2 separate regions of the Homo sapiens genome follow, and region 2 is linked to region 1. Evidence: read pairs that join two places in POLR2A ChIA-PET (ENCODE). Cell type or tissue: IMR-90. All regions are shown on one strand. Each heading gives the region's core, and the rest is flanking DNA. Links, peaks and the distances in the headings are about the cores only. Region 1 has its middle 15 kb from the start of SNORA48B. Region 2 has its middle 91 kb from the start of SNORA48B.

What was found. Peaks named below come from ENCODE experiments on the same cell type or tissue, not always from the same donor. Only the 100,000 strongest peaks of a DNase experiment are listed, where the experiment ranks them.
Region 2: POLR2A ChIA-PET joins it to region 1 with 17 read pairs; 2 of 35 experiments call an interaction of 5 or more read pairs at or near these places.

The regions. Positions count from the first base shown.
Region 1 is chrX:3,510,785-3,522,919 of GRCh38, reverse strand. No RefSeq gene overlaps it. Among named protein-coding and RNA genes, the nearest start is that of SNORA48B, 15 kb to the left of the region's middle. In IMR-90, for the core only: no CTCF peak of the experiment used is centred there; DNase peaks (open chromatin) are centred at 3,329, 3,839 and 6,739; H3K27ac peaks cover 2,720 bases.
Region 2 is chrX:3,435,746-3,446,183 of GRCh38, reverse strand. No RefSeq gene overlaps it. Among named protein-coding and RNA genes, the nearest start is that of SNORA48B, 91 kb to the left of the region's middle. In IMR-90, for the core only: no CTCF peak of the experiment used is centred there; no DNase peak of the experiment used is centred there.

The DNA.
Region 1 (12,135 bases), core at 1,914-9,913:
CATCACAGAGTAATGAAGACGGCGGGAGCCATAACCCATGGGAGAAAATGAGCGTAGACTATGGGTGAAGATATTTGGTAGTGACGGGAAGAAGAGAGAGTAGACGATAGCTTTTGGGAAAGAGCAAGTTAAGAGAAAACTTCTTAGTGAAGGCAGGAAAGTTTGAGAACATCTTCCATGTGTTTTTTTTTCCTTCTAAAAATGTCTAGCACCATCTGGCATCTTTGATTCATGTAAAGTTGTTGAAAGAAAAGGAGAAGAGAGAGTGAGCAGGAGGAGGAGAACATGAGTGTTAGCCTAGTCAGGTGGTGTCTGTGGTCAAGACATGACCAACGAAGAGGCCAACAGGGAGATTAGAATGGGTGAGCGGAGCAGGGTTTTGGGAGGGAGGAATGAACCCAACACCCTGGAGATAACGATTCCCCTGAGGATATGAAAATAGCCTTGTATCTAAGATGAATGTGGCTTGCCATGGGTGATGCTACACATTCCATCACAATAACACCATACATATAAGCTGTCTCAGTTCTTATTAGTTATTGCCTCATGTCCCCTGACATAATGAAAAGAGATTCTTATTAATGGTCTTTTATTCTCTTCTCTCTGTTCCCCTTGATGTAAATTATGGTTCTGAGTAAACTGTAAGGCTCTCTCTCTCTCTCTCTTTTTTTTTTGTCTAACTGCACTGAACTCCCAAATCCCATCATTCCACAGGAATCGGATTGATGTCATCTAAACCTCAGCATATGTTTTTTGTTAATGATGGAAAGTTTCTCTCACCATCACCAAGGGAGTTTGCTGAGACCTAAGGGTGTAAGCTAAACTCTCTTTATCATTTAAAAAACAAAACAAAACAGAATTACCAATGTCATTGGGGGAAACTATCTGGAAATATGAAAAATATAGAAAACATTAATACAAAGGGAATTCATACAGTCTATCTCAAATGCCCCCACGCTATGATATAATTTATTTTTATCAAGCTATGAAAAGAATCATATGATGTTTAATGGCAGCACCTTGATTGCATACGGATATGCTGAACATGTGTCAATTATTTTTTTTAGATGCTAAATTGACAGAATTTGAAAGCTCCAGATGTGAAAAGTTAAAGAAAAAAGTTGATCCCCTTGAGTTTTGTTGGAATTCTCTCGTGTTTATTCATGTTTCTTACATTAGTAAGAGTACTTATTTGCTCGTTTGGGAGAAGCTAGTTATGTCAAGGGTTTCTTGTTACCGATGTTTAAATAGCTGTAAAACATTCTTTCTCTACTTGGAGAGCTGAGATTTGCTTTTTTTTCCCCTTATACATTAGTACTTTGGAACCACTTGAATATGAGCTTGTTCAGGAGTCTTTTGCCTCTTGAGTGGGGTCTACTTCAAGCTGGTATGGCTGTCCTCCTGCAAAAGACTCCAAAGGCTCCTCAAGCACAGCCCATGGGTCAGGACCTGGGCTGGCAAGAAAGCCAACAATTCACATGCAGTAAAGGCTCATTCTGTCTTCCAGGAGGGGGAAGAACAGAACAAACATGGAAGAGAGGATAATTGACGAGAATTTGGCTACAGTAAAAGATAATTTAATTTTCTCTTGGTCAGGCAGCATGGGTGGAGGAGATGCTGGTGGGGTGGGGGTTGGCCCCATTCGGTCCTTCTGACCTCCCAAGGACCTGGCTGAGATATTTGTAAGCTCTAAGGGGAAGATTCCCAAGATCTCTTTCAGTTTTAACACCACTTCTTTATTTTCCAGCAGAGAAACAGCATTACACTGCTGACCACAATGTAACCACACTCCCAGTCTTTCCCAGGGATACTTGGGACAGACATCAATTTAAAAATTCATCGTTCCTGGCAACAAGAGACACCAGGGATTACTAGAGCAGGGAGGGAGGGATAGCAGCAAGGGTTGAAAAAGTACTTAGTGGGTGCTAATGCTCACTACGTGGGTGACAGCATCAGTTATACCCCAGACCTCAGCATCACTCAATGTACCCAGGAAAAAAACCTGCACAAATATCCCCTGAATCTGAAATAAAAGTTGAAATTGTTTTTGAAAAATGCATCCTTCCAAAATGGCGACATCCCATTCCCAGCCATAGTCTGAATAATGTTCCCCAAACAGATCAGCTGTTCCTCTCTACACCCTGTGAATGGAACCTTATTTGGAAAAAAGAATTTTTGCAGATGTGTGTAAGGTACAAATCTTGAGATGGGCAGATAATCCTGCCTGTAGGGGGAAACAACTAGATGATTAATAAATGAGTTGTGGCTTTGTGCACTGAATCTAGAGATCTGACACATTTGCAAAATTATTTTTGGGGGACTGACCTCACTCATCTGGGCCGGCCTTGGCAGAGGCTGTGGGGGAGATGCTGGTTCCACTCAACTAGATATGCCAGATGGAAAAAAAGTAAAAGTACTTTCAACAAACCGAGCAGTGGTGACTCCTAAATTGCCAGACATGGATCCTAATGTGAAGAAGACACAAGGAGACCTGACACACCCACAGAGGAGAAGATGGTGCGAGATGGAGCACAGAGAGAATTCAGAGAGGCTGGCCTTGAGGATCGGAGTGATGACGATGGAGCCGCCAGAAGCTGGAGGAGGTAAGGAAGGATCCTCCCCACAGGCTTTCCAAGGGAGCACAACCATGGAGATAACCTTGACTTCAGCTTGGTAGTATTGATTCAGGACTTCCAACTTCCAGAACCGTGAGAGTATGTACTAGGTTGGTGCGAAAGTAATGGCAGGTTCAATATGTGTGTTGTTGGAAGCCCCTACATTGGTGGCAATTTGTTACCGCAGCCCTAAGGAATAAATGCATTCCCCTAACAAATGAGTGTCAAAGGAAAGGATATTAGAAAAAACCAGGTCTGGGAGTGGTGGCTCATGCCTGTAAACCCAGCACTTTGGGAAGCCAAGGCAGGAGGATAGCTTGAGCCCAGGAGTTTGAGACCAGCCTAGGCAACATAGTAAGACCCCGTCTCTACAAAAATTTAAAAAATAAAATAGCCGGGTGTGCTGCTGCACACCTGCAGTTCCATCTACTCGGGAGGCTGAGGTGGGAGGATCACTTGAGTCCACGAGGTCGAGGCTACAATGAGCTGGGATTATATCACTGCATTCTAGCCTGGACAACAGAGCGAGACTCTGTCTCAAAAACAAAAAACCAAAACCCAGATGTTCCACTATATTCAAGATACTCAGTATCCTGAATACTCATCCCTCATCCTTTTTCTGTTTGTGGAATTGGGCAAGAGCTTTCTTTGTCAGAGCTCACCCTTGCTTGTAAATGCATTTACTCAAGTGAAAAGCAGAGAATGGTGGCCGGGTGTGGTGACTCATGCCTGTAATCACAGCATTTTGGGAGGCCGATGCATGTAGATTGCTTGAGCTTAGGGGTTCGAGATCAGCCTGGGCAACGTAACAAAACCCTGTCTCTACAAAAAATGCAAATCAATTAGCCAGGCATATGATGGTTTGCGCCTGTAGTCTCAGCTGGTCCGGAGGCTGAGGCGGGAGGATGGCTTGACCCTAGGAGGTCAAAGCTGCAGTGAGCTGAGATCGTGCCACTGCACTCCTGAGCGACAGAGTAACACTCTCTCTCTCTCTCTCTCTCACACACACACACACACACAGCAGAGAATGAAGACCTGCAGCAGAAGTTGGAGTGCAATCCTCTTCTAACTCACGCTGAGGGTGGAGTGATACAATTACCGAACACCCGCCCCCCTGTCTGATTCCTGAATCATTATCTCCCAGGCAAGCCCTGTCCTTCCAGAACCCCGCCTTTGCCAGGGCTGTGCCTCAGAACGGGAAGGCTCTGACCAATGACAGAGTGAAGTGAGTCACCAGCGGACACTGGAAACAAATGCTCATTCTTTATGTCTGGGTCACCGCTTCTCGGTTTGTTGAAAGTACTTTTATTTTTTTCCATGTGGCATATCTATGTGAGCAGAACCAGCATCTAACCACAGCCTCTGCCAAGGCCGGCACAGATGAGTGAGGTCAGCTTCAAAAATAATTTTCCAAAAGTGTCGGATCTCCAGATTCAGCGCACAAAGCTAAAACTCATTGATTTATAACATAGTTGTTTCCCCCATAAGCAAACAAAGAGAACAAAATCATTAGTTCGAGGCAAATGAGAGCCCCAAAGAGTGCCTATTTCCAGGGAACGCAGTGGAGAAGTTTCCTCTCTCACAGAGGCTGGGGGTTTCTCTCAACTGCATCATTACTCTCGAGAAATTATTTGGAATTGGAGGGTTGTGAGTTCTTTTTAACTCAGGATTCTGGTGAATTGAGAATTTTAAAAGGATTAGGTTATTTAGAATTTGGCTTATGACACTTAAATACACAAAGTACAATTGTAATTCAGTACAAATTGCTAACATCTAACTATTCCTCTACACGCAAACCTCAACTGTGTGGATGTAAGTATGAATTCATATCATATGTAATAGCTATTAGATTTATTAGTTTAGCTATCATTGTCTATCTCGTATCTATCTCTATCTCTTCCATTTTTATCCATCTATCTACTCATCCATCTATCAAGCTTTCTATGTAACTACTTCCCTACCTATTCAACTCTCATGTCTCTCTGTATCCATCTATGTATCTATTTATTATCTATCCATTTATCTCATCTTATCCATTTATCTGTTATCTTATGTGTCTATCATCTGTCTCATCTATCATCTCTCTATTCATCTACATCCATCTATCATCTATCATCATCTATGTCTTCTACCTTTATCAATCCATCGCTTATCTATCTACTCATCCATCATCTACCTACTTTCCTACCTATCAAAATCTCATCTCTATCATCTACCTACCTATCCATCTATTATCTATCTATCTATCGGCTATCAATTATCTATCTAATCTATCTATCCATCATCTATCTCTCTATCTATTCATTCATCCATTGAGCATATTAGCTAAGAAAGTTCAAATATTCTGCTCTTATCATTTTTCATATGAAAACCACATGAGAGTTTCTTCAGGAAGAAGCTATAGCTATAAGAGATGGAGCAGAGACATAGCATCTTCTGTTTCTTTCATTACAGATGTGCTATTTCCAAATCATGGTTACATTATACCCAGCTCGAGTCACTATTGCACATATTTACTTTTATATTTAATTGTGTTCAAATTTGTTATTGTTCTATACACTATCTCACAGTAACTCAGAATGATCATTATAGGTGTCCATTGCATTGGATACTTAATTCTACTCAACCTTATAATGGTTGTGTAGAATGCCTGCAACACACCTTTTAAGCAGATTCTTGGGATTTGTTTAATTGTTCTTTCAGATGAAGGACAGAAGACAAATTTCACCTGCATGAGCTTCCCAATCACAGGAATTTTGAGTGAGTGGGAATTTACAGTAGAGTCACCTTCTTGTTAAACCCATTGCAATGAGTCTTTTCATACTTGCCTCTGTGAGATTCACCAGTTTTTTGTCATGGCTAAATTTGGCTCTTTATTGAGCTGGTGATGTGGTCATCCAATACGATCTGACACGTACTAAACTGTTCCGGCTCCTTTTAGGAGTTGAGGCCGAAATTAATTGATGTCACCATGGGAAATAGCCCAGGGGTCAGAATCCCTGTTTCCACAGCAGGTAAGAGAGAGGAGGTGAATAATTCTGTACCTTCTCCAACACTCAGAGTATTACAACAACAAACACACCCCAAGAGTATATTAATGTATAGTAGACTCTTGAACAATGTGGGAGTTAGGGGTTCCAACCCACCATGCAGTCAAAAATCCACCTGTAGGCTGAGCATGGTGGCTCACGCCTGTAATCCCAGCACTTTGGGAGGCTGAGGTGGGTGGATCACCTGAGGTCAGAAGTTCAAGACCAGCCTGGCCAACATAGTGAAACCCTGTCTCTACTAAAAATACAAAAATTAGCCAAGCGTGGTGGCGTGTGCCTGTAATCCCAGCTACTCGGGAGGCTGAGGCAGAAGAATCACTTGGACCCGGGAGGCGGAGTTTGCAGTGAGCAGAGATCGAGTCACTGCACTCCAGCCTGGGCAACAAGAGTGAAACTCCGTCTCCAAAAAAAAAAAAAAAAAAAAAAATCCACTTGTAACTTTTGACTCTCCCAAAACATAACTAATAAGAACCTACTTTTGAGTGGAAGCCTTCCTGATAACATAAACAGTCGATTAGCACATATTTTATATGTCATGCATATTAAATACTGTATTCTTACAATAAAGCAAGCTAAAGAAAATAAAATGTCATTAAGAAAACAATAAGGAACAGAAAATACATTTACTATTCATTGAGTGGAAGTGGAGCATCATAAAAATGTGCATCCTCATTGTCTTCACGTTGAGGAGGTTGAGGAGGAAGAGAATGGTTGGTATTGCTGACTCGCTGGTGCCAGAGGTGGAAGAGGATCCAATCCCCTTCTAAGTGGACCACATAGTTCAAACCCGTGTTGTTCAAAGGTCAACCGTACTATAATTAAGTGATGAATCAATGGACAGTGTTTCCTACAATGAAGCCATTGTCCTAACAGTGGCTTCTGATAAAATTTTGAGAATACATATAATTATTTTTAGCAGATGGTCACCAAGATGAAATGAGTGTACGCACAGGAAATCCATACAGTGGTTCTGGCTATTTTAAGTTATCTTTTGCATAAAATGGATCCTCATTCTTCACAAAGAGACTGCATTGCTCAATCCATGTTCTTTGTGATAGAAATATTTCTGTGGTTGGGACCAGTGACTTCTATGTTTTCCTTGGACACACTTCCTATAATAAAATTATCTAACTATATTGCCCAAGGGAGCAGAAGATTGGAGATTTGATGTGTGTGTGTGTATGTGTGTGTGTGTGCGCGTGTGTGTGTATAGGAGATGGAAATACAAAGATAGACGTAGAGAACAGAGACAGAAAAAAATAGATAGATGATACATACATAATAGAAAGAAAGAAGATAGAGAGATAATAGGTGATAGGTAGACAAATAGATAGATGATACATGATAGAAAGATAGATAAAAACATGATAGATGATAGATGATGGATAGAAACACAGATAGATAGATAGAAATACAGATATAGATAGATAGAAATACAGATAGATAGATATAGCTAGAAATACAGAGATAGATATAGATAGAAATACAGATTAGGTAGATAGATGATAGATAGATAGATAGATAGATAGATAGATAGATAGATAGATAGATGATAGATAGATAGGAGTGTAGAGGACTTTCATTTTTAAGAAACATATTAGCTGCACTGAGGGAAGCCCAGCAGCCATTCTGCCATGAACCTTCCTTTGCAGGGTTGTAACCACGCTCTTCTCATCCTCGATCATTAGGGTTGATGCACATGCCCTTAAACAACCGCAGAAAAATGCAGGTTGTCCATGCTTCTGCCAGACGATATGATCCTAAAATGCAATTACTTGAGAGACACGCTATTGGAGGAGCATGTTTTGAAGGACTCATGGTCCTGGATAGCATAGATTTTATTTACAGTAAAGTAAAATCTGGACCATCCAAAAGCTGAGTTCTTAGACCACTTCTGCTGTAGTTCTCCACAGAATTGCTACTGCTGAGCAGTACTTTCTTATTGTGCACTGAGCTCTAAAATGAGAATATTTGTAACAGATTGCACTTTTAAGTTGTGATCCTGTCTTTTCTGTGGGGGTACTGTTGAAGACGCTTTTGGTATGAATGACTCAGATATGACTGGAAAAGCTTTGCTTAATTTCTTACCAAAGAATTGTATTAATCATAACACAGAAGATGTCTCATTTTTTCCTTTGGATTCCAGGAAGCTCATCGCTATGTGATTTGTGATTATTACTAATTTTATTTTTTAATTTTAATTAATTAATTATTTATTTTTTTGAGATGGAGTCTTCCCTTGTCGCCCAGGCTGGAGTGCGGTGGCACGATCTTGGCTCACTGCAACCTCTGCCTCCCGGGTTCAAGCGATTCGCCTGCCTCAGCCTCCCAAGTAGCTGGGATTACAGGCACCCACCACCATGCCCAGCTATTATTTCATAGCACTTTCTAAGTTCATCCCCAGTATCTTATTTTATGTGAGTTTTTGGATGATGTGTGACTCCGAGGACAGGGATCATGTCCTCTTGGTGCTATTGCTGCTTCAAATATAAGCACAATAGATCTTGGTTAAATATTAATAGGAAAATGCATTCTGTCTTTCCACCTGTGCCCAATAAGATAGGTCAATTCCATCCGGAGCTTAATAACAACAGCCTTTTGACATCACATCCGATAACAATTTTGATTTTGTGTTTTGAAGTCATCATTATTGATAAAAATTTCATTATTTATTATATTGTGTATTATATACAATTATTTGTATATGTACGTTATATATAATAAATTGCTGTTGAAATTTAATGTTATCTATAAATAATATGTAATATTTTAAATGTATAAAGAGTAATATATAATATAAATACTATAAAATAGTATAAATAATAATAAAATAAATAATATAATCATAAAATGATATAAAATGTTATATATGATATAAGATATATTTATAAAATATAACTATATATTATATATAATTTACATCATTTTATATAATATATAACTATATTATCTATTACATAATTTATAATACTATACCTTATGTAATATATGACACCTAACACTATATAATATATGACATATCATATATTATATAATGTATATGATATATATTACATATAACATAATTATAATATAATATACTACATAGTATATAATATAAATTGCATAGTATATAATGTATATAACATACATAGACATAACACCATATGTTATATGATATATAACACCTTATACTGTATAATATATGACATATACATTATATTATGTATATGATATATATTACGTATAACATATTTAATTATAATATATATTACATGGTATATAATATATTACATAGAATATAATATATATTACATAGTATATTACATATAATATACATAGACATACAATGGTATGTTATGTATCATATAGTTATATAGTACATATTAGGTTGGTGCAAAAGTAATTGGGGTTTCTGCCATTAAGAGTAATGGCAATTTAATATATAATATGAAATAAACAATATGCAATTTGTGTTTTATTATAATAATATCATATTTGAAATACTATATATTACATATAGTATTTAAGTATTATATATTATAATAATATTTAAGATATTACATTATTATAATATATATTATATATAACACACCTATTATACATAATATATAATTTATACCTCCAGATCCAAAGTATATTCAATTTGACTAACACTTACAAGGCATCTTCAGCATTCAAGGTATTCTGAGGCCATTTCCTGCCATTTTGATTGGGTGAATTTTTGGCGCTCATTTGTTGATTCCCAGTGGTGTCCCTGCTTCTAATCTTTTCCTGTCTAGAGGACCCCAAACCACAGGCCAACTTCTGTCTGAGCAGCTCATCTCTACTCACGCCTCTCTCATGCTCAAAATCCTTCAAATCCTTCCAGCTATCCCAGGAAAAGGGAAAGCCAGACTCCTTTGCCTCATTCTCAGTGCATCCCCTCATCGGCCATTTGCTCGTATTTCAGCCTTCTTTGCAGTATAACATACCAGGAGAGTTAAGTTTGGGGCTGGAAGAAAACCCTTCATGTCCTGGCATCCTTTGCCCAGAATTCCATCCGCCCAGGGTGCTTCTGAGCAAAGCAATGCTTATGACCCCAGAGAAGCCCTTCCTTCCCATGGACGCTCCCACCCTTTGGAGCTCATGGTGAGCTTAGGACCAAATGCTTTGCAGAAGAGTGAAGCATGAAATACGTCAAAAAACCCCCGTGAAATTGGATGGTGTGCAAACTAAACATCAGGCGCCCCACAAACCCTAGCCAAAATCGAGCTTGACTTCTTGCACAGGGAGTTACGGGTTTAAGGACCATACCAGATACTTGAAGAAACTGAGAATTTTTTGAGAAACTTGCTTGCATTTACCTTTTTTCTATTATTGATACATACTATTTTACATATCTATGGGGAACATGTGACAGTTTGTTGCTTGCATAGAATGTGTAGTGATCAGGCCACATTATTTGGAATATCTGTCACCTTGAGAATTAATCATTTCCATGTGTTGGGAACATTTCAAGTCTTCTCTTCTAGCTATTTTAAAATACACAATACATTATTGCTAACTATAGGCACCTTACCCTGCTATCAAATATTAGAACTATGTCTTTTATGCAACTGTATAAAATTAGGGTTTGATGACCATCTATGATATATGCCAGCAACAGAATATCAGGCTGATGCTTTTACATCTCTGCCCTACAGGGTCTTTTGATGTACATTGGGAACAATAATCTTTATATTACAGAGATTTGGGGAGACAGATTAGAAATGATATATGTTAAAACAGGGGTCCCCACGTGGCCCGTTAGGAACTGGGCCGCACAGCAGGAGGTGAGTAGCAGGTGGGCGAGCAAAGCTTCATCTGTATTGACAGCTGCTCCCCATCACTCACTTTACCTCCTGAGCTCCACCTCCTGGCAGATCAGCGGTGGTATTAGATCCTCATAGGAGCGTGAACCCTTTTGTGAACTGCACATGCGCGGGATCTAGGTTGGCGCTCCTTATGAGAGTGGAATGCCTGATGATCTGTCGCTGTCTCCCATCCCCCACTAGATGGGATTGTCTAGTTGCAGGAAAACAAGCTCAGGGCTCCCACTGATTCCACATGATGGTGAGTTGTAAAATTATTTCATTGTATCTTACAATGTAATAATAATAGAAATACAGTGCACAATAAATGCAATGTGCTTGAATCATCCTGAAACCATCCTGCTCCCAACCCCAGCCATGGAAAAGTTGTCTTCCACGAAACCTGTCCCTGGTGCCAAAAAGGTTGGGGACTGCTGCGTTTGAACACTGTTTGCTTTGCTCAGCAAACTATCATGGAGTTTTCTGTGATATTAACGTGACCATGGAGAAAGCTCTCAATAAATGCACCAATTATGTTTTTGATGAAAATGAACATATTTTTCTTGGGTTTCCTAGAAGCACCATTCTAACTCTGGAATGACACTCTCATAATACCAAGAAGAAAGACAAGCCAAAGATTGCATACTGAAATTATTTTAACAGCTTAAGTTTCTCTTATACGGGCCACTCTTTTGCAAACACCCATTAGAAGAGAAAACAAACAGCACATTTGAGGCCTCATTCTTGTCATCCTCCTCTTCAATTTCCTTTATCCTCCTAATTCACAAATGTAGCCACTTGGATGTGGCAGCTTCCTATTGCAATTTCCTTTTTTTTTTTTTTTTGAGACAGATTCTCGTTCTGTCACCCAGGCTGGAGTGTAGTGGCACGACCTTGGCTCACTGCAACTTCTGCCTCATGGGTTCAAGTGATTCTCATGCCTCAGCCTCCCGAGTTGCTGGGATTACAGGCGCGTATGACTACACCTGGACATTTGTTGTATTTTTAGTAGAGACGGGGTTTCGCCATGTTGGCCAGGCTGGTCTTGAACCCCTGACCTCCAGTGATCCACCTGCCTCAGCTTCCCAAAGTGCTGGGATTACAGCCGTGAGCCACTGTGCCCAGCCACAATTTCTTGGATTACAGTTGGAGGTTCTTCTTCTTCTTCTTTTTTTTTTTCATCTAAGAGAATTGTATGAGTAAAAGAAGAATTAAAATAAGAACATGATGTACTTGAGGGTGCTTTTCAGATTATTATAACGGAATTTGATTTTCCTGTTGTAAAAACTATTATTACATTGAAAATCTAAAATGAACTTTCAGGGTTTAGTGGTTAAGGCTAGTTTTATACTTTAGGTAAAGAACTTTATTTGTGAGACTCTACTCATAGTTATTACCCTGAGAAAAATACACACGAGAGATGGAATGCATTTTTATGAAATAGGGTCCTACCATTTTAAAGGAAGGTGATTTACCCTGAGATATGGGAGAGAAAATAATGCTTGCTATGTTAGTTTGCTAGGGCTGCATAACCAGGTCCCCCAGAATGCTTGGCTTAAACAACAGACATTGATTCTCCCATGGTCCTGGAGGCTGGAAGTCTGGGATCAAGGTGTGGGCAGGGATGGTTCCTCCTGAGGCTTCTCTCTTCGGCTTGGA
Region 2 (10,438 bases), core at 2,434-10,433, 77 kb after region 1:
AAAAAAAAAGAAAATAATCACCTGTATCAGGTGGTCCTTCTCGAGTTTTATGTTTTCAGTTTTTTTTTTTTTTTTTTTTTTTTTGCACATGGATGAAATGTAGAATGCAGTCCTACAAATAAGCTTACTCTTTTGCCAGCACTGGGCTCTTTTCCAGGTGGGCATATGGGCTAGTTTAGTATTCCCACCTAGTCAGAGCTCAATAAAAATTAAAATAGAAAAAGTGCTGAATCGACACAGATGGTTACAGTGGTGCATGGTTATGGTAGTGAGATAAAAGCCAAATTTGCAAATGCAATTTGATAGAGCCCTTGGCGGTCATCGTTTGTCACTGTTAACATTAGCTGTCCTTCCTGGACCACAACTGTCCTTCCTGGACCACCCTGATGGATTGGGTGTCAAAGGTTACTGAACTCACTTTTAGGCATGCAAACTGCAAAATGTGCACACTTAGTATCTGTTCGCTAATCTGAAGGGCTGCAAATCTCCCACTAAGCTGGAAGAATGGGGTGGAGTAAATTCAGTGCAAAGCAGAGACCCTCTTGGTGTGTCCATAGGTTCATGGTTCCTTCTGGGGAAATGCATGGCCTGTTCTTCATGTCTTGCCGTCAGCCATCATCACCAAGAGCTTCTTCAAGCTGAGGTCTGGAAGTGAAATGTGGGGAGCAAACTACATCCTAGCCATGGAGAGAAGGCCTTGAGTTAAGGGAGGCTCAGCAGAAGAATAGCTGTGCTGCTGCTTGAGCCTTGTCTGGCTTCATCCACCTGCATGCTGCTGGCACTGGGGCTGGAGCCTGCAGCCTGTGTACCTGGGGTTTTGGCCTGATCAGGGCTCCATTGCCACCCATATGGACCCTTTGAGTCTCAGCTATGTCCCCCATCTGGCCCTGACCTGGGTGACTCCCCTTGAGACTCTGTATGTTTATGTGTCTGTATGCGTATGTTCTGTATGAACTTGTGTACGCACATGTATTTCTGTGTGTTCATGTTTGTATGTGTAGATGCACAAATGCATGCATTTCTGCATGAGTGTATTATGTATGTGTGTTTGTATATGCACATGTGTTCCCATGTATGAGTGCATGGGTGTACATTCATGCAGGCATATGTATGCACGAGTTTCTGTATGATTTTATGTATGCATGCATTTGTGTGTATATATGTGCATTCATGCAGGTGTATGTATTCATGGGTTTCTGCATAAGTTTATGTGTGCATGTGTTTTTGTGTATAAATGTGCATGCAAGCAGTTGTATGTATGCATGGGTTTCTGCTTGAGTTTATGTACGCACGTGTTTGTGTGTATATATGTGCATGCATACAAATTTAAGTATGCATTAGTTTCTGCATAAGTTTATCTATGCATGTGTTTGTGTGTATATATGTACATGCATGCAGTTGTATGTATGCATGTGTTTAAGTGTAAGCATGTGTTTGTGTCTGCTTGTATATGTACTTGTGTCTGTGTGTGTCCTCCAAAGCAATCCTCTCTTTCCTCTCATCTCCATTTTCTTCTGCATTCTTTCTTGCTCCCTAAGTTGCAATTCCCAACAAGAATGCAGAGATCCAGCTCATTAGAACATCCTTTCTTTATAGAGTAAATCGCGCATCCAAATGGCAGTTATTTTTATGTTGGTAACAGAGAGTTTTGAATGGGTGACATAAGACATAGGAGGTTAATGTTGAAATTAGTCCTGAGTTACAACACACCATCAAACAGGCTTTCAACAGAAAAAAATTTCACCAAGCTAAAATTCTGACCGATAAGTGTGAGATTGCTTAAATAGCGAAAGATCAAGTCCCAAAATGGATTCAACAAACACATCCACATCTGTGTGTCACATGTATCAATGGGACACGACGGATAATGGCAAAGGATTTCTCTTCAGAGCATGAACATTTTATTGAATATTTTCACTGATACCCCAGTGAATGTAGCTCAAAAGCCTATACTGTCTCAAATGCACAGATAAACACATACAGATTCTTGAAGCCTCTGAGAAAGTTCCATGCTTCCAAATTTTACATATGATTAAAGTCCAAGCCAGGAGGTGAATGGATGGTTCTCTCCCCCAGAATAGCATAGCTTTTATTATAAATGCACTCTCTGGCCAGAGATAGGTTTCAGGGTAACACAATTTGGCTCCCTAAGGATTAGAACAGGAAAAATATTGATATGGTTTGGCTGTGTCCCCACCAAAATCTCATCTTGAATTGTAGCTCCCACAGTTTTCACATGTTGTGGGAGGGAGCCAGTGGGAGGTAATTGAATCATGGGAGTGGGTCTTTCTTGTGCTGTTCCCATGATAGTGAATAAGTCTCATGGGATCTGATGGTTTTATAAGGTGGAATTCCCCTGAACAAGCTCTCTCACCTGCCACCATGTAAGATGTGCCTTTGTGTCCTTCACCTTCTGCTGTAATTGTGAGGTCTCCCCAGCCATGTGGAACTGTGAGTCCATTAAGCCTCTTTTTCTTTATAACTTACCCAGTCTTGGGTATGTCTTTATTAGTAGTGTGAGAACAGACTAATACAAATGTCACTGTGACAACTACTGTGCATGAAGCACCTATCTGATTAGGGCAACTGAGGAATGCATGCCTCAGAAGCCCTTGCCACAACCAGGAAATCATCCATAAAAGTATAGCAGAGAAATAAGTCCTTCCCTGGGCCCATAGAAGCAGCCGGTGCAGGTATTAGGCATGAGAACTGCTGACATGCTGCTCGATTTATAATCCTGGAAGATGTCTGTGCTGTGCTCTGGGACTCTGGGCAGACAGCTGTGCCTCAATCCTTCCATGGGCTGACATCAGCGGTCTGGAACCTGCAGGCGAAAGCTGAAAGCTGTGGGGATGAGAAACTGCCCTGTCTGTGGACATTTGGGAGGGTATCTTAGATCCTTTACTGGCTTTATCTGTCACCTTTCCCCCCACCAAAAGCCCTCTGATGGGCTATTTGTAGCATCCCTGCTAATTCTCCATATGTCACCATCTGGAGAAGAGAAAAAAAAAAGCACCTTCTTGAAAAATGTTATCTTTGCAGGCACTTACTTTCTGATTATGACCTCTTGCAGCTACAAAGAGACTCTCATCAGGAGGCCAGATTGACAGACTTTTGTTTGAGAAAAAAAATTGGAAAAGATAATGAAAAAACAGGAAATTTTCTCAAAGTGAGCCTTGGAAAGTTTGGCATTGTTGACGGTTAATGCATTGGGCTATTCTTAGGATATTACCGGTGAAGCCACTTGGATGTGAAGGGCCAGCCAGCAACACCAGTGGAGATGGTCGGCTGGAGAAAGCCACTGACTTCACTTGTGTGCTTTTGCCAAATTGGCTTGTCTCTCGCCCTCCTGGAAAATGCAGTCTTTTTGGCAGGGGCCCACCTTCTGCAGAGGTACAGATGGGGCGAAGGCGCCATTGCACTCAGCTGTCTGGATGGCTGACTGCATCCAGAAAATCCAGAGCGGAGAAAGGCCCAACAAGATCTCGTGTTTTCCACTCTCCATGTATATTAGATGGTCTAGAAAAAGTTTTGGAAATTTATGATAATTTGTTGGCAATGCCACGAAAGACACAGGCAACAAAAGGAAAAAAAAAAAAACAGGTAAACTGGACTGCACCAAAAACAACAACAACAACTTTTGTTCATCAGAAGACACAGGCAAAAGGGTGAAAAAACAAACCACAGAATGAAAAGATATATTTGCCTATCATGTATCTGATAAGGGATATATTTGTTAGAGTTCTCCAGAAAAATAGAAGCAATAGGACAGACAGCTATAGCTATAGCTATAGCTATAGATACAGATGATATTTATTATGGGAATTGGCTCATGTGATTATGGAGGCTAAGTCCCACCCACCATATTCTACAAGTTGAAGACCTAGATAAGGTGATTGATATGGGTTTTCTGTGTCCCCACCCAAATCTCATCTTGAACTGTAGCTGCCATATAATTCCCATGTGTTGTGGGAGGGACCTGGTGGGAGATAATTGAATCATGGGGGCAGTTTCCCCCAGACTGTTCTCGTGGTAGTGAATAAGTTTCATGAGATCTGATGGTTTGGTAAGGGGAACCCCTTTTGCTTGGCTCTCATTCTCGCTTGCCTGCTGCCATGTAAGATGTGCCTTTCGCCTTCTGCCATGATTGTCAGACCTCCCCAGCCACATGGAGCTTTGAGTCCATTAAACCTCTTTTTCTTTCTAAATTTCCCAGTCTCGGGTATGTCTTTATCAGCAGCATGAAAACGGACTAATACACCTGTGGTGTAAGTCAATCGAAATCCTAAGGGCTAAGAACAAGGGGTGCCCTTGGTACAACTCCCAATCCTAAATGGTCCTTACCAAAAGTATTTAGTGAAAGCACAACCCAACCCTACTTCACCCTCAGCAATCACTCAAGGAATAAAATGACAGGCTTTACACGACTTTTCACATCCACATTAGGAAAGAATATTTCTAAATGGTCTCAGCTTCCAATCACACGAACGTTTCATTAAAGAAAGACGCGGGGGCGGGGCCAAGATGGCCGACTAGAAGCTGCCGCGTTCAGAGGCTCCCATTGAGAAAACCATAAAAAGCATACAAATCCTTCACCAACAACCAAGGCATCCAGGTTCCCTCATCAAAATTGACTAGAAGGCCGGGGTGACCCACGAAGAGAAGGAAGAATAGTATGGTGTGGTGGCCCACCTGAGAGTCACACAGGGAAGGGGAACCCCTTCCCCTCAGCCAAGGGAGGTGGTGAGTGAGCCTGCTACCCAGCCCGGGAAACTGTGCTTTCTCCATGGAACTATGCAACCCATGGATCGGAAGATCCCACTCATGATCCCAAAACCCATGCCACCAGGACCTAGTGTCCCAACCCCAGAACACGCAGATTCTTACAGCCTCTCAGCTGGAATCTGCTTAAGCCTAGCGAACTCCTGGGGGGAGAGGCGACCAGCACCAGCTGTGGCTGCCTGCTGTCTAGGCTGCCTGCTGTCTAAGCCCTTTGAGCTCTTTGGCGGAGGGGCAGCAGCCAGCATTGTGACTGCCTAACATGCTAAGCTCCCTGGGCAGGGGAAGGGTGTCATCCATTTCTATAGCTCCAGGCTGTGCTTTCCCCCTGTTGGAGCCAGGGAGGCTGGATGGCTTGGTCCCAATACTTGTCCCCACAGCCCAACACACTGGCTGTGGCAATCTGTGGCCAGAGTGCCTCTTCAGGCCTAACCCTGACCCATCCTTCCTCAATGGTCAGGGCTTTCCTTCAGGATCTCCAATAACTCCATCCAGAGGCTCAGGGACAGAATTTGGATCTCCCTGGGCCTTAGCACCTAGTGGGAGGGGTGGCCACAGTCTATGTGGACCAGCAGACTTAGTCTCTCCTCCTAGTAACTATAAGGAATCCAGAAGCCCAGATGAGTGAATTTCCCCCCAGTGAAGCACACCCCCTCAAGCAAGGGACAAAGTGCTTCGTTCAATGGGGCCTGCTCCCCATGCCACCCAACAGGGTGAGACCCTCCAACAGGGGTTGTCAGACGCCCTATATAGGAGGGATCCTACTGGCATCAGGTTGGTGCCCCTGAAGGACAGAGGTCCCAGAAGAAGGAGCAGGCACCCATCTTTGCTCTTATCCAGCCTCCTTGAGTGACATCTCCAGGCATGTGCGTGAATCAGATGAATAGAGCCTGAAGTGAACCCCCAGCAAACTGCAGCAGCCCTACAGAAGAGGGACCTGACTTTTGAAAGCAAAACAAACAAGCAGAAAGTGACAACAACAGCATCAACAACAACAACAACAAAGCCCCCACAAAAACCCCATCCAAGGGTCAGCGGCCACAAAGATCGAAGCTAGACCAACTCATGAAGATGAGAAAGAATAACAAAAAAAATGCTGAAAACCCAAAAGGCCAGAGTGCCTCTTCTCCTCCAAATGATCACAACACAGAACTGGACGGAGGATCAGATGGATGAATTAACAGCAGTAGGCTTCAGAAGATGGGTAATAAAAAACTACACTGAGCTAAAAGAGCATGTTCTAACCCAATGCAAAGAAGCTAAGAACCTTGAAAAAAGGTTCGATGAATTGCTAACTAGAATAATCAGTTTAGAGAGGAACATAAATGACCTAATGGAGCTGAAGAACACAGCACAAGAACTTCATGAAGCATACACAAGTATCAACAGCTGAATCAACTAAGCAGAAGAAAGGATATCAGAGTTGGAAGACCACCTTACTGAAATAAGACATGCAGACAAGAATAGAGAAAAGAGAATGAAAAGGAATGAACAAAGCCTCCAAGAAATATGGGACTTCATAAAAAGACCAAACCTATGATTGATTGGAGTACCAGAAGGAGATGGGAGAATGGAAACAAGCTGGAAAACACACTTCAGGATATTATCCAGGAGAACTTCCTCAACCTAGAAAGACAGGCCAACTTGCAAATTCAGGAAATACAGAGAACATCATTAAGATACTCCAGGAGAAGATCAACCCCAAGACACATAATCATCAGATTCCCCAAGGTTGAAATGAAGAAAAAATGTTAAGGGCAGCCAGAGAGAAAGGTCAGGTCACCTACAAAGGGAATCCCATCAGACTAACAGTGGACTTCTCAGCAGGAACTCTACAAGCCGGAAGAGATTGGGGACCAATATTCAACAATCTTTTCTTTTTTTTTTTTTTTTTTTTTTTGAGACGGAGTCTCACTCTATCGCCCAGGCTGGAGTGCAGTGGCGTGATCTCGGCTCACTCCAAGCTCCGCCTCCCGGGTTCATGCCATTCTCCTGCCTCAGCCTCCCGAGTAGCTGGGACTACAGGCGCCTGCCACCACACCCGGCTAAGTTTTTGTGTTTTTAGTAGAGACGGGGTTTCACTGTGTTAGCCCGGATGGTCTCGATCTCCTGACCTCGTGATCCGCCCCCCTCGGCCTCCCAAAGTGCTGGGATTACAAGCGTGAGCCACTGAGCCCAGCCTCAACATTCTTAAAGAAAAGGATTTTCAACCCAGAATTTCATATCCAGCCAAACTAAGCTTCACAAGGGAAGGAGAAATAAAATCTTTTCCAGACAAGCAAATGCTGAGGGATTTCGTTACTACCAGGCCTGCCCTGCAAGAGCTCCTGAAAGAAGCACTAAGTATGGAAGGGAAAAATAGGTACCAGTCACTGCAAAAACCCACCAAAATATAAAGACCAATGACACTATGAAGAAACTGCATCAACGAGCGTGCATCGAGTAGAATGTCCTCCAGGTTCATCTATGTTGCGGCAAACGACAGAATCTCCTTTTTCCCGTCTTTGTTTATTAACACATTTCCTGTTTAGAAAAAAAATGCATCTCACTGCCTGGGCAGTATTCTCAGGACAAAGGAGAAATGCTTTAAAGCTGAATAATATTCCATCGTGTGCATAGAGCACACTTTCTTCATTCATCTATCCATGGACACTTTGCTTGTTTCCATAGCTTGGCTATTGTGAAGCCCCCAGCATTTCTGCTCCATTGGGTCTGGAGCGGAGTCTGGGGATCTTTGTTGCTAGGATGGGCATAGGTGATGCTGAGGCTGTTGTTGCAGAGGCCACAGTTGCAGATCCACTGGTTTGGATGCCGCCCTCTCTGCTGAGCAGGTGCAGTGAGAATCCATGCTCGTTTTGATTGCTGGTAAAATGAGTGGGTTGAGTCATGAAAACAACAAACCAGCCAAACTCCTCTGCCTCCTTAAACCCTTCTAGGAAGTCCTGAGTTATGGAATTTGGACCATGCCTTGCAGACCCGTGCGTCCTCCTGGAGTGCTGGGCTCACATGCAGGTACCTGCCTGAGACAGATGCATCCAGGCACAGAGCATCACTAAGAAAATCCCTCGTGGGCAAGGCAGCGTTTGTCTAGCTGGACTGCATGTCCCAGCAACTCAAGCATTAGAGGTTAAGAACCGCCTTGCGTGTGGTTCCTCCTCTCATCTCCTGGGGCTCACTCGTCAGCAGGTAACGCTGATCTGCAAGCATCCGCCTCCTCTTGTGTTTCTTCTTATGGGTTCCAGGGGTGAGCAGGGCAAGTGCACATGGAATCCAGCCACAAGCTTCATCACAGTAGCCCAGGGTAGAGTGAAAGCCCAGCCACTGATGCATGCACATGCACACACACAGACACACACTCCAACATGCCCAGGCACACACACAGGTATCTATACACACAGACAGACGTGCACAGACTTACATATACACACACACGCACAGAGACACACTCCAACATGCCCAGGCACACACACACACAGACAGACGTGAACGGACTTACTTATACAGACACACATATGCAAACACACACACACAGACACACTCAGACATGCCCAGGCACACACACAGGTATCTATATGCACACAGACAGATGTGCACACACCTCCATATACAGATAACACCAACAAACACACACACAGATGTGCACACACCTCCATATACAGATACACCAACAAACACACACACACACACACTCCAACATGCCCAGGCACACACACAGGTATCTATACACACACAGACAGATGTGCCCGGACTTACGTATACAGACCCACATATACAAACACACACACACACACAGAGACACACTCAGACATGCTGAGGCACACACACAGGTATCTATACACACACAGACGTGCACAGACTTACGTATACAGACACACATACATACACACACACACAGAGGCACACACACACAAAGACACTCAGACATGCCCGGGCACACAGGTATCTATACACAGACAGTATGCACAGACTTACATATACAGACACACATACACACACACACACACACAGGCAAACAGACACTCTCAGACATGCTTGGGCACATACACAGGTATCTATAAACACACAGAAACACACATACTTACATATACAGACACACATATACAGACAAACACATGCACACAGAGACACACAGGCAGACAAACACACAGACACTCAAACACACTTGGGTACACACACGGACATCTTCATACACACACAGACACACAGAGACATATATACACACATGCATATATACACAAACACATATGCAAAACCACAGACATACATAGAACACATATGCACATACTCATCCACACATACAGGCATACACACAGAGACACACATAAAACACACAGTACACTAGCACAATGCGTACTTACCCACAGACACACATGAATACATACAGAAACAAACATACACACATACATACATGTGCACACATAAATACACAGGACACAGACACACATACACAGAGAGACACACGAGACACAGACACTCTCAGACGCACTTGGGCACACATACAGGCATCTATATAGGCACAGACACACAGAGACATGTATATATATATATATACACACATACCTGTATCACAGACACATATGCACAGACACACAGAGAACATATATGCACATACTCATACACACATAGATGTGTATACACAGAGACATATGTAAAACACACAGCACACCTATTACAGTGCACACCCATACACAGACACACATGAATACATACAAGAATACACACACACATGTGCATGCATGCAGACACACACATACACAAGACGCACACATACATGCTCACAGAGACATACAGGGGCATATACACAGACATACAGAACACATCTATACACACATACACACATGCATACACACACCAAACCACACAGATACACACAGAACAGACACCGAGGCACACAGACACCCACACCCAGCCACTCACCATCTTTGCTAAGGGGAACAGTACTTTCAGAGTCTTCAGGCCTACTTACAGCCGCATCCCTCCTTACATGAACTGGATCCCACATGCCGCCGATACACCCAGCCCTGTGACCATCAGAGGCCCTGTCTCCCCTTTCTTGAGGGAGCCACCCCCTACCTGGCTCTCAAACTCATTCTCTACCTGGAAAACATAAAGCTCTTCTATGACCGTCCACACCATCGTCCAGCAAGCCTACTGGACACACAACCGCACTTTAGCGTCCAGCTCCTTCCGGAACCTCCCTAAAGGAATCTAAACAAGGACCACTCCAAGCCGCAGCGTGGAAAGCGGCCGTGATGCTACCACGCGCCACCGTGGTCCGTCTCCCATGTGGCGTCCACAGTCCGTTGAGACTCCGGCAGGAAGCCTCGTCCCTGGCAGTAGACAGAGCCTTTTCCCCAAGCTTTCCTGGCTGCGGACATCCCACTGCTTGGTGTCCACCGCCCTCTGCTTGGGAGGGAGATGAGAGCCCGGCCAGCGAGCTACCGCACATGGCTCCTGGGTCCCGCACGCTGGCCGGGAAAGGAAGCACCTTAATTAAACACACTCTGCGCTCATCTGAAATCAGCTTCACACATTCACAGGGAGAGGTCTTCATGAAGAAGAAATCGTGTGCCTGTAGAAGAGCAGCCACCGCCACAACAGCGTATTCAAGTATTTCCTTTTCCGAAAACAAAAAATAGTTATTTGCATGGAAGGAGAA